Regions from separate parts of the Homo sapiens genome. Here region 2 is linked to region 1. Evidence: chromatin loops called from intact Hi-C (ENCODE). Cell type or tissue: lower leg skin. All regions are shown on one strand.

The links. Hi-C counts contacts between places; a loop is a spot of excess contacts. Peaks named below come from ENCODE experiments on the same cell type or tissue, not always from the same donor. Only the 100,000 strongest peaks of a DNase experiment are listed, where the experiment ranks them.
Region 2: a loop joins it to region 1, with 4 times the contacts of the local background. A loop is called at or near these places in 73 of 110 quality-filtered maps.

The regions. Positions count from the first base shown.
Region 1 is chr13:21,107,326-21,115,325 of GRCh38, forward strand. No RefSeq gene overlaps it. Among named protein-coding and RNA genes, the nearest start is that of SAP18, 29 kb to the right of the region's middle. RefSeq lists enhancers at 3,508-3,717, 6,175-7,062. In lower leg skin, no CTCF peak of the experiment used is centred here; a DNase peak (open chromatin) is centred at 3,616.
Region 2 is chr13:21,481,838-21,489,837 of GRCh38, forward strand. It overlaps the pseudogene H2BP6. Among named protein-coding and RNA genes, the nearest start is that of ZDHHC20, 27 kb to the left of the region's middle. In lower leg skin, no CTCF peak of the experiment used is centred here; no DNase peak of the experiment used is centred here.

The DNA of each region.
Region 1 (8,000 bases):
CGAGACCAGCCTGGCCAACATGGTGAAACCCTGTCTCTACTAAAAATACAAAAATTAGCCAGGCACGGTGGTGCATGCCTGTAATCCCAGCTACTTGGGAGGCTGAGGCAGGAGGATCACTTGAACCCAGGGGGACAAAGGTTGCAGTGAGCCAAGATCACACCACTTCATTCCAGCCTGGACGAAAGAGCGAGACTCTGTCTCAAAAAAAAAAAAAAGAATACTTCTCCCACCTTATTTGAAATTTTTAAAATTAGAGACAAATCAAATGGAGTCTAAGTTAATATTTTTGGTACATCCTTGGGATGAAATACCCTGCTCCCATTACAAATGCATATGTCCACAATATGTTGTAAGCAATAAATCAGCTTACAAATGTAATTTTAATTTAATTTTAATTAAAACAGGAAAAAGATATTACATGCCCATTGTAAAAAGCAACTCAAATAATACAGAGGGGAAGAAGGTAAAGCTTCGCCTCCTTTCTCCATCCTTGTTGATGGGACTCAGATTCCTCTTTCTTGTGTATTTTTTACAGACCTTTTCTGTGTGATTCATAGTTTTGGCTTTTCCAGGTTGTCAGAGTTGGAATCATACAGTATGTTGCCTTTGCAGATTGGCTGCTTTCACTTAACAATATACATTTGAGGTTCCTCCATGTTTTTTATGGTTTAATAGCTCAGTTCATTCTAACACTGAATAACATCCCATTGTCTGGATGAACCACAGTTTATCCATTCACCTACAGAAGGACATCTTGGTTGCTTCCAAGTTTTGGCAGTTGTGAATAAAGCTGCTGTATTCCATGTGCAGGTTTTTGTGTGGACATAAGTTTTCAATTTATTTTGGTAAATACAAAGAAGCACAAATGCTGGATTGTATAGTAACAGTATGTTTAGTTTTCTAAGAAACCATCAACTGTCTTCCAAAGTGGCTGTTGGCTGGGCATGTGGCTCACTGCAATTTGGTAGGCCGAGATGGGAGGATTGCTTGAGCTCAGCAAGGAGTGCAAGACCAGCCCCGGCAACATAGTGAGACACTCTATCTCTGCAAAAAAAAAAAGGAGAAAACAAAACAAACAAAAAAACTGATGGTGTTTGATATAGCAAATTTTTATGTATTTATTTATTTTGAGATGGAGTTTCACTCTTGTTGGCCAGGCTGGAGTGCAGTGGCGCGATCTCAGCTCACTGCAACCTCTGCCTCCTGGGTTCAACTGATTCTCCTGCCTTAGCCTCCCCAGTAGCTGGGATTACAGGCATGTGCCACCACGCCCAGCTAATTTTGTATTTTTAGTAGAGATGGGGGTTTCACCATGTTGGTCAGGCTGGTCTTGAACTCCTGACCTCAGGTGATCTGCCCGTCTTGGCCTCCCAAAGTGCTGGGATTACAGGCGTGAGCCACTGCGCCTGGCCCACGTTTTTACAGTTAGTTTATATCTTACAATTTTCATTGGCAGTTTCATTGTAGGTTTAAGTAATAAACCAGGAAACTTTAAAAAATAGATGATAGATAAATCCCTCAAGTGCTTCCCGGTGCCCTCGGGATAACATACAACTTTCTTACTGGGACTTCCTATGTTCTTTATAACTGGCTCCTGCTCACTCGCCAACCCCAACTCTCCTCTGTAGCCAGCCCCCTAAGCATTCCATCCTCTGTCCTTTGCACATATATTCAACTCTGTCTGAAGGCCAGCCCTGCACACCTTCCCCCAGCAATCTCTATTTATCCTTTAAGTCTCGATGTAGAATCATTTATTCCATGAAGCTGCCCTGGTGTTCCCCTCCCCCAACCCCACACTTTGAACTTCCCTAGCATAGCGCTTTTCACCCGATGACAATTGTCTACTTGTTTGATGTCTTCTGAGGAGGTCAGCCAGCCCTGTGACCAGAAGGCATCAGCCCTGAGTTAAGTCTTGCTCACTGTTCTGTTCCTAGCCCCTAGCAGAGGAAGCCCAGCTCCACCATGGGCTCTGGCCAAGTGTCTGTTTTCTGAGTCCTTCTTGTCCCTATCGTAAGGCCCCTCTCTCAGCCACCTCCACATGCCTTTCACGGGGCCCAGGCTCCTTCAGGCGCTCTCCCCATGGCATGCAGGGTGTGCAGGACAGCACGAGGCTGCTCGGGTCACATGCTCGGGAGCCTCAACCTACCACGGCCTCTGTACTACCCTTGTGCCCTGAGGAGCTCTGGGCTCCCTGAGCTGTGGGATCCCTTCAGCCTTTTCTGAGGTTTCTACCAGCCTTTATCTAGTCTGAGTCAGGTTGCTTTTCAGAGACATCGTCAAAGTTTAATTCTATCAACATCACCAATTAGGATGGCCCAAATCCAGAGCACAGACTTATGACCTGGAGAGGATGTGCAGCAACAGGAACTCTCATTCACTGCTGGTGGAATGCAAAATGGTGCAGCCACTCTGGTCTTTTTGTTTGTTTTTTAGAGACAAGGTCTCTCTCCCTTGCCCAGGCTGGAGTGCAGTGGCATGATCATAGCTGACTGCAGCCTGGAATTCCTGGGCTGAAGCGATATCCTCCTATCTGAGCCTCCCAAGTAGCTGGGACTACAGGTGCATACCACCACACCCGGCTAAGTTTTGTTTTGTTTTTTTTTTTTTTTTTTGAGACCGAGTCTGGCTCTGTCGCCCAGGCTGGAGTGCAGTGGCGTGATCTCGGCTCACTGCAAGCTCCGCCTCCCAGGTTCACGCCATTCTCTGGCCTCAGCCTCCTGAGTAGCTGGGATTACAGGCACCCGCCACCACGCCCGGCTAATTTTTTTTCTACTTTTAGTAGAGACGGTGTTTCACCGTGTTAGCCAGGATGGTCTTGATCTCCTGACCTCGTGATCCCCCCGCCTTGGCCTCCCAAAGTGCTGGGATTACAGGCGTGAGCCATGGCGCCTGGCCTTTTTTTTTTTTTTTTTTTTTTTGAGACAGAGTCTTTCTCTGTTGCCCAGGCTGGAGTGCAGGGGTGTGATCTTGGCTCACTGTAACCTCTGCCTCCTAGATTCAAGTGATTCTCCTGCCTCAGCCTCCGGAGTAGCTGGGATTACAGGCATGCACTACTATGCCCGGCTAATTTTTGTATTTTTAGTAGAGATGGAGTTTCACCATGTTGGCCAGGCTGATCTCGAACTCCTGACCTCAGGTGATTCACCTCGGCCTCCCAAAGTGTTGGGATTACAGGCGTGAGCCACTGCACCCAGCCAACATTTAATATTATTAGTATTTGTAGAGATGGGGGTCTCACTATGTTACCCAGGCTAGTCTCGAACTTTTGGGTGATCCTCTTGCCTCAGCTTCCCAAAGTGCTGGGATTACAGGTGTGAGCCACCACACCTAGCCAAAAGCCACAGGTTACTGATACAGCACGAAGAACTTCACATAATTTAAACTAAAACAATGCTACTGTTTGAATGTGTTCCCTTCAAACTTCAGGTGTTGACATTTAATGGCCAATGTGATAATATTAAGAGGTGGCCTTTTAAAAGGTGATTAGACCATGAGGGCTCCTCCCTAATGAGTGGGATTAAGAGCCCTATTAAAAAGGTTTCACATGGCATTCAAGTCTTGTCTCTTCTGCCTTCTGCCATGTGAGGACGCAGAGTCCGCCTGCTCCAGAAGATGCAGCCACAAGGTGGCATCTGGGAGCAGAGTCGCCCTCGGAGACCACACACCTGCCAGCACCCTGATCTAACCTCCCAGCCTCCACAGAACTGTGAGAAATCGAGTTTGAGACATCAAGTGTATTGGTTAAAAAAAAAAAAGTAGAACTGTGAGAAATAAAGTTCTGGTGTTTTTTATGTTTTGTTTTGTTTTTTTGATGGAGTTTTGCACTGTCACCCAGGCTGGGGTGCAGTGGCACGATCTCAGCTCACTGCAGCCTCTGCCTCCCCGGTTCCAGCGATTCACCAGCCTCAACCTCCTGAGTAGCTGGGATTACAGGTGCCCGCCACCATGCCTGGCTAATTTTTGTATTTTTAGTAGAGACGAGGTTTTGCCATGTTGGCCAGGCTGATATTGAACTCCTGACCTCAGGTGATCCACCCGCCTCGGCCTCCCAAAGTGCTGGGATTACAGGTGTGAGCCACCGTGTCCAGCCTGTTGTTTATAAATTACCTAGTCTCAGGTATTTTGTTACAGTGGCAGGAACAGACTAATACAAACAGCAAAAGTAATTAATGATTTAAGACGTGATGACAATGATGTAATTGAAAGTTTAAGATGACCAAGAAGCACCGAGTGGTTTGGAGCCAGGAATGCCATGATTAGCTTGATGGATTAAGCAGATGCCTGGGCTGTAGTGTGGAGACTGGAAGGGAGAAGGCAAACCTGGGACCTGGGAGGCCAGGCAGGAAACTTGTCCACCAGGCAGGAGGGAGGGAGCCCTGAGCCAGGCTATGGCAAGGGTGACCAGAGAGCCTGACCAGGACCTGGTTTGCATAGAACAAGCCCCATTTACACCTGTTGTCCTGGGGCCCCACGCATTCTCAAATGAATCCCAGTTGCAAGGCCAGGCGCGGTGGTTCACGCCTGTAATCCCAGCAGTTTGGGAGGCCGAGGCGGGCGGATCACCTGAGGTCAGGAGTTTGAGACTAGCCTGGCCAACATGGTGAAACCCCATCTCTAATAATAATACAAAAATTAGCTGGGCATGGTGGCGCACACCTGTAATCCCAGCTACTTGGGAGGCTGAGGCAGGAGAATTGCTTGAACCCAGGAGGTGGAGTTTGCAGTGAGCTGAGATCGTGCCATTACACTCCAGCCTGGGTGACAAGAGTGAAACTCCGTCTCAAAAAAAAAAAAATGCATTTAATACACTTAACCTAAACAAGGTGTGGTGGCATGAGCCTATCATCCCAGCTACTCAGGAGGCTAAGTCAGGAGGACCACTTGAGGCCAGGAGTTCGCTGTGTGCTGTGATCACACTTGTGAATAGCCACCACACTCCAGCCTGGGCAACACAGCAAGATCCGTCTCTTAAAAAAAAAAAGGACACCTAGACGGGCACAGTGGCTCACAACTATAATCCCAGCACTTTGGGAGGCCGAGGCGGGCAGATAATTTGAGGTCAGGAGTTTGAGACCAGCCTGGCAACATGGTGAAACCCCATCTCTACTAAAAATACAAAAATTAGCTGGGTGTGGTGGCACACACCTGTGGTCCCAGCTACTCAGGAGGTTGAGGTGGGTGAATCACTTGAACCCGGGAGGCAGAGGTTGCAGTGAGCTGAGAGCACGCCACTGCACTCCAGCCTGGGTGACAGAGCAAGACTCCGTCTCAGAAAAAAAAAAAACAGACACCTAACCTACTGAACATCATAGCTTAGCCTCGCCTACCTTAACATCCACAGAACACTTACATTAGCCTACAGTTGGGGAAATCATCTAACGCAAAGCCTATTTTGTGATGAAGTGTTGAATATCTCATACAATTTATTGAATACTGTGCTGAAAGTGAACACAGAAGGGCTGTATGAGAATTCCAAGTACATATGGTTCCTACTGAATGAGTGTTGCTTTCACGCCACCACAAAGTTGAAAATCTTAAGTTGAACGTCAGGGGCATCTGTACTATATCATGTGTTATACTGGGGACAAGGGTATCTTGGTGTGAAGGGGAGGGCAAAGAATGACCGGGGCTAGGGCCATGGATTTTAGCAGGGCCATGGCCATGCAGCCTGAGTCTCGCCCACAGTGCACGGTGGCTCTGTGACTGAGTTCCTGCACTGAGATGTGATTGGAAGTGACGTGGACAACGTCCTTGCAAATGACGGTGAGGGCTTCCCCCCATTGCCCCTTCTCCTGCTCTTTTGCAGGAAACGTCAACAACCAGAGCCTTCCCCCAGGGAAGGATGGCAGAGCTGTCCCACGAGCCTGGGCCACCACATCTGGACTGTACGCGAAAGAAAAAAGAGCTCCTTTATTATTTAGGCCTTTATTTTTCTATCTTCTTGTTAAAGCAATGTAGCCTGTGTGTTAAAACACAGTAGGTATTTGCTTAATAGACTGTGTAGGAGTTTTAGATGGAAGTCCCCACTCATCACTACTGTTACCCTTAAATAGGTTTAATCTCTTAGATTCCCCAAGTCTTGGACTCAACTGTAGACATTTTGCTATGGACTTTTTTTTTTTGAGATGGAGACTTGCTTTGTCACTGCAACCTCCGCCTCCTGGGTTCAAGCGACTCTTCTGCCTCAGCCTCCCGAGTAGCTGGGACTACAGGCATGTGTCATCACTCCCAGCTAATTTTTGCATTTTTAGTAGAGATGGGGTTTCACCATATTGCCCAGGCTGGTCTCAAACTCCTGATCTCGTGATCCACCTGCCTCAGCCTCCCAAAGTGCTGGGATTACAGGTGTGATCCACCATGCCCGGCCTTGCCCTGGACTTTTTTAAACATAGAGATGAGGTCTTACTATATTGCCCAGGCTGGTCTTGAACTCCTGAGCTCCGGTGATACACCTGCCTTGGCCTCCCAAAGTGCTGGGATTACAGGCGTGAGCCACTGCACTTGTCTTGCCCTGGACTTTTACTGAATGGTCGCTAGGATGAGTTCCCCCCATTAAGGCCACAGAAAAACCGGGAAGCAGAAAGAAGCCTATATACGGAAACTGGCCTGGAGACAGGAGCCTTGGAGGAAAGGGCTCAGCCACAGGGCTGAGCCAGTCCTGGTTTCCCTTCTAGCTGTCTGTGGATGTGCTGAGCCACGTGGGGGAAGCCACGTGGTAAGTTGCTTGAGTTTGGTCCTCTATGTTAGGCTAAAGGGGTAAGTAGAATAAAGTTGACAAATGGTGAGTGGCTGCAGGGGGCTCAGGAGGAAAGCACGGATGCCCCATCCATCCTTTAGACATGCGGGGGAGAGTCCCTGGTGTGATGAAGCCTTCGAGGCCGCCCCGCTGAGTATACCCTGTGTTTACCGCGCAGCAGCTGTGTGCAGGCGATGGAGCTGGCAGGAAGCAGCACCAAGCAGAATGAGACACTGCCCTTGCCACCAAGGGGCTAAGGGGGCACTGAGGAGACAGAAAGACTCTTTTTTTTTCTTTTTTTTTTTTTTCGAGATGCAGTTTTGCTCTTGTTGCCCAGGCTGGAATGCAATGGTGGGATCTCGGCTCACTGCAACCTCCGCCTCCCGGGTTCAAGCAATTCTCCTGCCTCAGCCTCCCGAGTAGCTGGGAATACAGGCATGCACCACCATGCCCGGCTAATTTTATATTTTTAGTAGAGACAGGGTTTCTCCATGTTGGTCAGGCTGGTCTCAAACTCCCGACCTCAGGTGATCCACTTTCCTTGGCCTCCCAAAGTGCTAGGATTACAGGTGCTTGGCCTAGTTTTATCCTTAATAGGCCTCCTTTAAGGTGTTGCAATCTTTCAGTTCATTTTGGCTTAAGGTTCGTATTTTTCTTTTTCTGATGGTGGCCTGCTGGTTCAAAAGGCCTGGTTTCTGAACACGGGGTGCAATTTGTATGGATTGCATTTGGAGCAGGTGACATTACTTAAGCTGTGTTTCCATCCTGGGGTACCTCCAACCAACAAAGTCAAAGATGTAAAATACATTAACGGAGCATTTTCCCCTTGGCCTGCAATAGAAAACTCTAAAGAATTAAAAGAAGAAAAAAAGGAGGAAGACTCCTATACATGTATATACAAAATATATGCATATCTGCTATGGACAGAATGTCTGTGTGCCCCGCAAAATTCGCATGTTGACATTCTAACCTCCATTTTCATAGTATTAGGAGGTGGGGCCTTCAGGAAATAATTAGGTCGTGAGAATTGCGCCTTCATGAATGGGTTTAATGCTCTTATAAGAAGAGAATAAGAGAGCGTCTCCTCTCTCTCTCTGTGTCTCTGTCTCTTTCTCTCTGTGCCATGTGAGGAGGCAACAAGAAATCAACATTCTGTTAGCCAGGAAGAAGGCCCTCACCAAGAACTCCAGCCATGCTGACATCCTGATCTCTGACTTTCAGGTTCCAGACCTGTGAGAATAAATGTTTGTTGTTTAAGCCA
Region 2 (8,000 bases), 370 kb after region 1:
CCCTGCTTTTATGGAACTTACATTCTAATAGGATAAGCAGATATAAACAGATATACAAATATATGTATATATACACATTTTAAGTTGATGATCAAGTTCTAGTAAGAAAAACAACATAGAGAAAGAGGGTGGGGTACAATGGGGATTGGTTTGTTATGGTCTTTTTTTTTTTTCTCCTTCCAGTTTATTTATTTTTCTCTCTAAGACCAATTTACAGTCTATTAGCACTGTGTGAGCACCTGTTTCACCACATATACAAACCCCTCCAAGACTATAAGGATATCATTAGGCTTTATATCAGTGTCAGGTAGTAAACATAATTTTGTACATACTTTGCATTTTATTTCTCCTGAGGTTCAGTATTTTCCATGGGTAAACAATAAATATGTTAGAACATATTTATTCAAGATGAGACATTTGTCTCCTGGTGAGACATCTTGGTCTAATGCTGACTCTGGGGACATTTGGTTGTTGACTGTGAGGTGGCTATCTACATGTGGAGTGGAGGAGTCCTGGCCTTGGATTGAGGAGAACAAGGTCAACTTCTCACCTCACTCGTTTCTGGCTTTTGCGACCTTGGATAAGTTTAACTTTCTCTCTCCTAGGTTTAGTTTTCTTGTGTGTAAGTGCTGCCTTCTCACTGTGAGCTCACACAGCCTTTCCTCAGTGTGTGTGTGCAGAGATCTCTCTCTTCCACTTTTTTTAAATGAATTATTTAATTTGGAGGACCAAGTGCAGAATCTTCCTCTACTTATAAGGCCAAAAATCCTATCCAATTAGAAACTCATTCTAATGACCTCATTTAACCTTAATTACCTCTTACAAGTCCTGTCTAGAAATACAGTCATATTGGGGTTTAGGGCTTCAATATACGAATTTGGGGGGATGGGGAGACAATTCAGTCCATAGTAAACACTTTCTCGAAGAGTAGTTACAATGTTTATAAGAGACAATGTAGGTAAAAGTAGTTTCAGTTACCTGCAGCTAAATGCAGTTTATTATCCCTTCAGAATCCTCTGCAGAAGAGGCACCTAATAAATATTATTTATTTGGACTTAACCTAAGGTATTATTCTTTATATAGTGCCTTCCCATGGAATGATTGAAATCATGTTTATCATTTTGCAGCACAGTTTATTTCTTATAGGGTCATGGCTAATAAAAAACATGGGAAAATGACCCTCACTAATAGAGTCATTAATTTAAATAAGGAAATGTAATTTCAAATTTTTTCTTTTTGGGGGCCTATTACGTTAACAATGCTTTTAAAAATTTATTGTAAATATGAGTGTTATAAAACAGAAATTTCCACATTATGTTGGGATTATAAATTGGCATGCTCCTGAATAGCAATTTTTGGCAATGCATATTTAAGGATCTTAGATAATGTTTTTCACTTTTGATTTAGTATTTCCACTTCATGAATATCCTTAGGAAATAATATTTGAACAAAGATTTATGTACAAAGATGTGTGAGCTGTATGATCTATAATGCATAGAAATGGGAATCAATTGAAATAGTCCATAATGAAGAACTAATTACTTATCAATATATCCATAAATTATGCATCCATTAAAAATTATTTCTAAGCATATTTAGTTATCTAAATATATATATAGCATGACACCTAAGTTTATTTTATATATATGGGATACATGATGTGAGATATATGTATATATGAATGTGAATATATATGATATACATATAAAAAGAATAGGAGATACTAGGAGTTATTTTAATTTTGTCTTTATGTTTCTCATTTCATAAATTTCTATGAAGAACATTTTAATTGTTTTATACCCAGAAAAAAGAGGGGCTAGTTTTTCTTAGCCAGGTGTATATTGGTCCTTCCTTGATTGTTTAAAATACCTCCGTTTATCTTCTTCTAGGATCACTCATTTTTCATTGGTTTATTTGTAAGATGAAGCACTGTCCAGCAGTGACGACTGTTGGAAAAGATATGTCTAAAGGCTGTTGTCTCCTCTTGGCAAGTTTACTTGGAGCTGGTGTACTGGGTGACGGCCTTGGTGCCCTCCGACACGGCGTGCTTGGCCAGCTCCCCGGGCAGCAGCAGGCGCACAGCCGTCTGGATCTCCCTGGAGGTGATGATCGAGCGCTTGTTGTAATGCGCCAGGCCGGAAGACTCGCCCGCGATGCCCTCAACGATGTCATTAACGAATGGCCTTGGAAGAGATGCGGGTGTCGGGGTGGACCTGCTTCAGCAGAGTAGCTCTCCTTGCGGCTGCGCTTGCGCTTCTTGCCAACCTTCTGCGCCTTGGTCACCGCCTTCTTGGAGCCCTTCTTCAGGGAGGGAGCAGACTTGGCTGGCTCAGGCATCTTCAAACACCAGAAGTATGTCCCTGATGGTCTTTTTCACAAGGATAACTGAGTAGAGACCTGACTGATGCAGAGGGGTGAGTCCTATGAAAGACCCAGAGTTGGAAGATTATAGGCCAGGTGAACAGCAAGGCAATGACTTTGAGGCAGGAGAGAGCTTGAGGGGTTCCAGGGAAAACAAGATGGCCATAGTGGTTGAGCAAGAGTGGGAAGGAGAGAAGGTGAGGTTGGGAGTGTCAGGGGCAGGGGCAGGAAGAACCTTGAGACCTTGGTGAAGGTTTGTATTTTATTGTTATGGGAGCCTTTGAACATAACTTAAAGAAGTTATTTACTTTTTTGGTGGTTGTCCTTGAGTTTGCAGTATATGTTTATAACTAACCCATGTCTTCTTTCTTTCCTTCTTTTTTTTGGGGGAGGTGGGGTGGGATGGGGGGGGACAGGGTCTCTGCCACCCAGGCTAGAGTGCAGTAGTGCAATCACAGCTCACTGCAGCCTCAAACTCCTGGGCTCCAGCGATCCTCCTGCCTCAGCCTCTTGAGTAACTAGGGCTGTAGGTATGCATCGCTATGCCCGGCTAATTTATTTTATTTTTAATTTTTTGTAGAGATGGGGGTCCATGTCCTCTTTGAAATAACACTATACTACTTCAAGGGTATGCAGGTACTTTATACAAGAGCATTTTCTCTTTTCTTTCTTTCTCTTTCTGTCTCTCTGTCTCTCTCTTTCTCTTTCTTTGTCTTCTTTCTTTCTCTTTCTGTCTGTCTCTTTCTCTTTGTCTTCTTTCTTTCTCTTTCTTTGTCTTTCTCTTTCTTTTCTTTTCTTTCTTTTCTTTCTTTTTTTTTTGACAGAGACTCACTCTGTCACCCAGGCTGGAGTGCAGTAGTGCAATCTCAGCTCACTGCAACCTCCACCTCCCGGGTTCAAGTGATTTTCCTGCCTCAGCCTCCTGAGTAGCTGGGATTACAGGCATAACCCATCACGCCTGGCTAATTTTTGTATTTTTAGTAGAGACGGGGTGTTTCCCCATGTTGGTCAGGCTGGTCTTGAACTCTTGACCTCAAGTGATCCTCCCGCTTTGGCCTCCCAAAGTGCTGGGATTACAGGCATGAGCCACCATGTCAGGGCCCTCTGGAGGTTTTTTTTTTTTTTTTTTTTTTTTTTTGAGACAGAGTGTTGCTCTGGTTGCGCAGGCTGGAGTGCAATGGCATGATCTCAACCAACTAACTGCAACCTCCACCTCCCAGGTTCAAGCTATTCTCCTGCCTCAGCCTCCCATGTAGCTGGAATTATAGGCATGTGCCACCATGCTCGGCTAATTTTGTACTTTTAGTAGAGACGGGGTTTCTCCATGTTGGTCAGGCTGGTCTCGAACTCCCCACCTCAGGTGATCCATCCACCTTGGCCTCCCAAAGTTCTGGGATTACAGGCGTGAGCCACCACACCCAGCCTGGAGTTTTTAACTCTCAAACTTGTCCGTAAGGAGCCTCTGTCAATACATTAAATCACAGTTTAGGTTTTCTTTATTTCCTTCCATCTTTGAATTTCATTTGTTCTTTTTCTGGTTCCTTAAGGTGTAAAGTTGTTGATTTGAGATTATTGTTCTTTTTAAATGTAAACATTTATAGCTATTAATTTCTGTCTTAAGGCTGGACGCGATGGCTCATGCCTGTAATCCCAGCACTTGAGGCCAAGGTGGGCGGATCACCTGAGGTCAGGAGTTTGAGACCAGCCTGGCCAACATGGTGAAACCCTATCTCTACTAATAATACAAAAATTAGCCAGGATGGTGGCAGGCGCCTGTAATCCCAGCTACTTAGGAGGCTGAGGCAGGAGAATTGCTTGAACCCGGGAGGCAGAGGTTGCAGTGAGCCGATATCGTGCCATTACACTCCAGCCTGGGGGACAAGAGCAAGACTTCATCCCCCCCAAAAAAAAAAATTTCCCTCTTTAGCACTGCTTTCACTGCATCTCATAGTTTTGCTGTTGTGTTTTCATTTTTATTTGTCTCAACGTATGTTCTCATTTCCCTTTTCTTTGAGGCATTGGTTGTTTGAGTGGGTTGTTAATTTCCACATATTTGTGGCCCAGTGGCTTTTATATATACTTATGAAGTTACCTTTAGTAGTATTTTTTTTTCTTCTGTCTTTGAATTACTGTCTATTGTCTTTTCATTTCAGTCTGAAGCACTCCGTTTAGCATTTCTTGTAGGGCAGTACTGGTAATAAGACTCAGTCTTTTAAATCTGGATATATCTTAATTTCTCCTTCATTCTTGAATGATAGTTTTGCTGTATATAGAGTTCTCGGTTGACAGTCTTTTTCTTTCAAGACTTTAAATATGTCATCCAGTGCCTTTTGGCCTCCATGGTTTCTAGTGGAAGATAAACTGTCATTCTTAATGAAGGTCTCTTGTACATGCATGAGTCACTTTTTTTTTTTTTTTTTTTTTTCCACGGAGTCTTGCTCTGTCGCCCAGGCTGGACTGCAGTGGTGTGATCTTGGCTCACTGCAAGCTCTGCCTCCAGGTTCTGGCCATTCTCCTGCCTCAGCCTCCTGAGTAGCTGGGACTACAGGTGACCGCCACCACGCCCAGCTAATTTTTTGTATTTTCAGTAGAGATGGGGTTTCACCGTGTTAGCCAGGATGGTCTCAATCTCCTGACCTCATGATCCGCCCACCTCAGCCTCCCAAAGTGCTGGGATTACAGGCATGAGCCACCGCACCTGGCCGCATGAGTCACTTCTACCTGATGCTTTCAAAATTATCTTTTTGTCTATGGGAGTTGATAATTTGACTATATGTCTCAGTGTGTATCTCTTCAAAGTTTTCCTGCTTGGAGTTCATTGAGCTTCTTAGATGTATATATTCATGTTTTTAATCAGATTTGGGAAGTTGTCAGCTATTATTTCTTCAAATTTTTTGCTGCTCCTTTCTCTATGTCTTCTCCTTCTGGGATTCCTATAATGTGTATTTGGTATGCTTGATGAGGTCCCATAGGTTCCTCAGGCTGTCTTCATTTTTCTTCACTCTTTCTTTCTTTTCCCTAGACTGGGTAATTTTCAATGTCTTATCTTCAATTTTGCCAGTCCTCTCTTTTCCTTGTTCAAACTTGCTGTTGAATCCCTCTATTGCATTTTTCATTTTAGTTATTGCAGATTTTGTTTGGCTCCTTTTTATAATTTCTATTTATACTTTCATTTTGTTCAGACATTGTTTTCTTGATTTCTATTAGTGTTTATTCATGGTTTCCTTTAGAAAACATATTGAACATATTTAAAACAATTGATTTAACATCTTTGACTAATAATTCCAAAGTCTGGTCTTCTTTAGGTATGGTTTCTGTGAAATTCTTTATATCCTGTGAATGGATCATACTTTCCTGTTGCTTTACATGTTTTATAATTTTTTGTTGAGAACTGGTTATTCTGAGCATTATGTTGTAGTAACTCTGGAATCTAATTCTACTCCTTAGGGATTGCTTGTTTTTGCTTGTTGTGGGCTGGACCCATTCCTATTTGTGCCTTTTCCAAACAATGTATCTTCCTTGTTGTGTGTGGCTACTGAGGTTTCTTTTCTGTTATCTCTACAGTTAGCCAGTAACCTGACAAAAATGTCCTTAAATGTCTGACTTTCAAGAAGGAGGGAAGATATCCTGTCTCTTTAAATCTCTTGTGGCTGGGAAGCTGCTTCAGCTTGTGAAGTGGGCATTAAAAAATGGTTGGCCTCCAGCCTGGCCCCTCATCACTTTATCAAAATCAGCAAGCAGCTAGCAGAACACATGACCCCCACTCCTGGAGGATAAGGTCTTTTGTGCTCACACTGGTTCCAGGAAGCTGCCCCAGGAATGTGGGCTGCTTCCCTGACAGTTTCCTGATGCTGGGTGGCAGGCTTTTTGCTGTTGCTGCTACATCACAAAAGGCTGAAGTTCACCAAAATTTACTAGCAACTTCATCAAACTCTCCCTCAAATGTCAGAAATGTTCCAAAATAAGACAATTCCTGCCAGTTCAATAGTTGTTTAGGTGAAGGGACAGATTCCTGGAGCCTCCTGCTCTGCTATCTTCCCTGACATCATTCCCTACATTATGCCTTTTTTTTGAGACAGAGTTTCACTTTGTTGCTCAGGCTGGAGTGCAATCTTGGCTCACTGCAACCTCTGCCTCCTGATTTCAAGCGATTCTCCTGCCTTGGCCTCCTGAGTCACTGGAATTACAGGTGCCTGCCATCACACCTGGCTAATCTCATGTTTTTAGTAGAGGCGGGGTTTCACCATGTTAGCCAGGCTGGTCTTGAATTCCTGACTTCAAGTGATCCTCCCGCCTCGGCCTCCCAAAGTGCTCGGATTACAGGCATGAGCCACCATGCCTGGCCTCTACATTATGCTTTGATTTTTATGATTTAACACCTGGAGGGTAACCTTGTTTCCAAACTTTGGGAGGACATTTCAATTTGTTTCCATTCCCAGAACCTGTTCTGCTTTCTAACCGTATCAGAACCCCTGGCCAGTCTCTCTTGATATTTGCTATCTGTGTCCAAAGCAGAGGCCAAACCAGAGCTGTCTTAAAGCTCCCTTAAGCCATCTACTCTCTCCTGTCCAGTCCTGTAACAGAAAAGCTGGTATGTGAGAACAGCTAAAGCACATATGGGGATTTTTTTTTTTTTTTTTTTTTTTGAGACAGAATCTCCCTCTGTCACTCAGGCTGGAATGTAGTGGCACAATCTCGGCCCACTGTAACCTCTGCCTCCCAGGTTCAAGTGATTCTCCTGTCTCAGCCTTCCGAGTAACTTGGACTACAGGTGCGTGCCAGGATGCCTCGCTAAATTTTTGTATTTTTAGTAGAGTTGGGGTTTTGCCATATTGGCCAGGCTGGTCTTGAACTCCTGACCTCAGGTGATCCGCCTGCCTCAGCCTCCCAAAGTGCTGGGATTAGCGGTGGGCATGAGCCACCGTGCCTGGCCCAGGGTTATTTCTTGTTCCACTTTCCTTTTTGTTAACTAATTCATAGGTCAAACATTTTTTTGAGCGAGTATGTGCTAGCTCTTTGATGGATGCTGGGAGATAGCGTTAAAGGAGTCATGTTGTTGCTATCAATGAGCTCATAGCCAAGGGGAAGAGGCAAATACATAAAAGAATTCCAGTATACTTTAATGAGGCTTGAAAGATATGTGGACAGAAACGTGTGAGGGAACTAACAGCATGTATCCCTAAATGAATTTGAGGGAAAAGCAGGGAGAAAAATGGAAAACTTTGCAGATGAAATGGCACTGGAAGTTAGGCAGGTGGGAGCATCTTCAACAGAAGCACTAGTAAGTGCAAACACTTGGAGAGTGAGAACATGGCCAAGCGGGGTGATGAGAAGTAATTCAGTATTGTTGTAGTGTAAAGTGTGTGGTGGCAAGTGTTAGGATATGAGAAAGATAGATGGGGCAAGATCATGTAGAGTTGAATTTTATTTTTTAAGCGATTTTAGTGTCGTAAGATTATCAGAAGCGTAGTGACATGATCAGATTTATGTTTCAGAAAATAAGTCTGTTGTGAAGGAGGATCTGAAATAAGAAGTTAACAGCATTAATATTTAAAAGCTGCTAAAGGTTTACTCCAGTGCATTTCATACATCATCTCAATCCTTACAAAAAGGCTATGACATCACAACTAAAATCATTC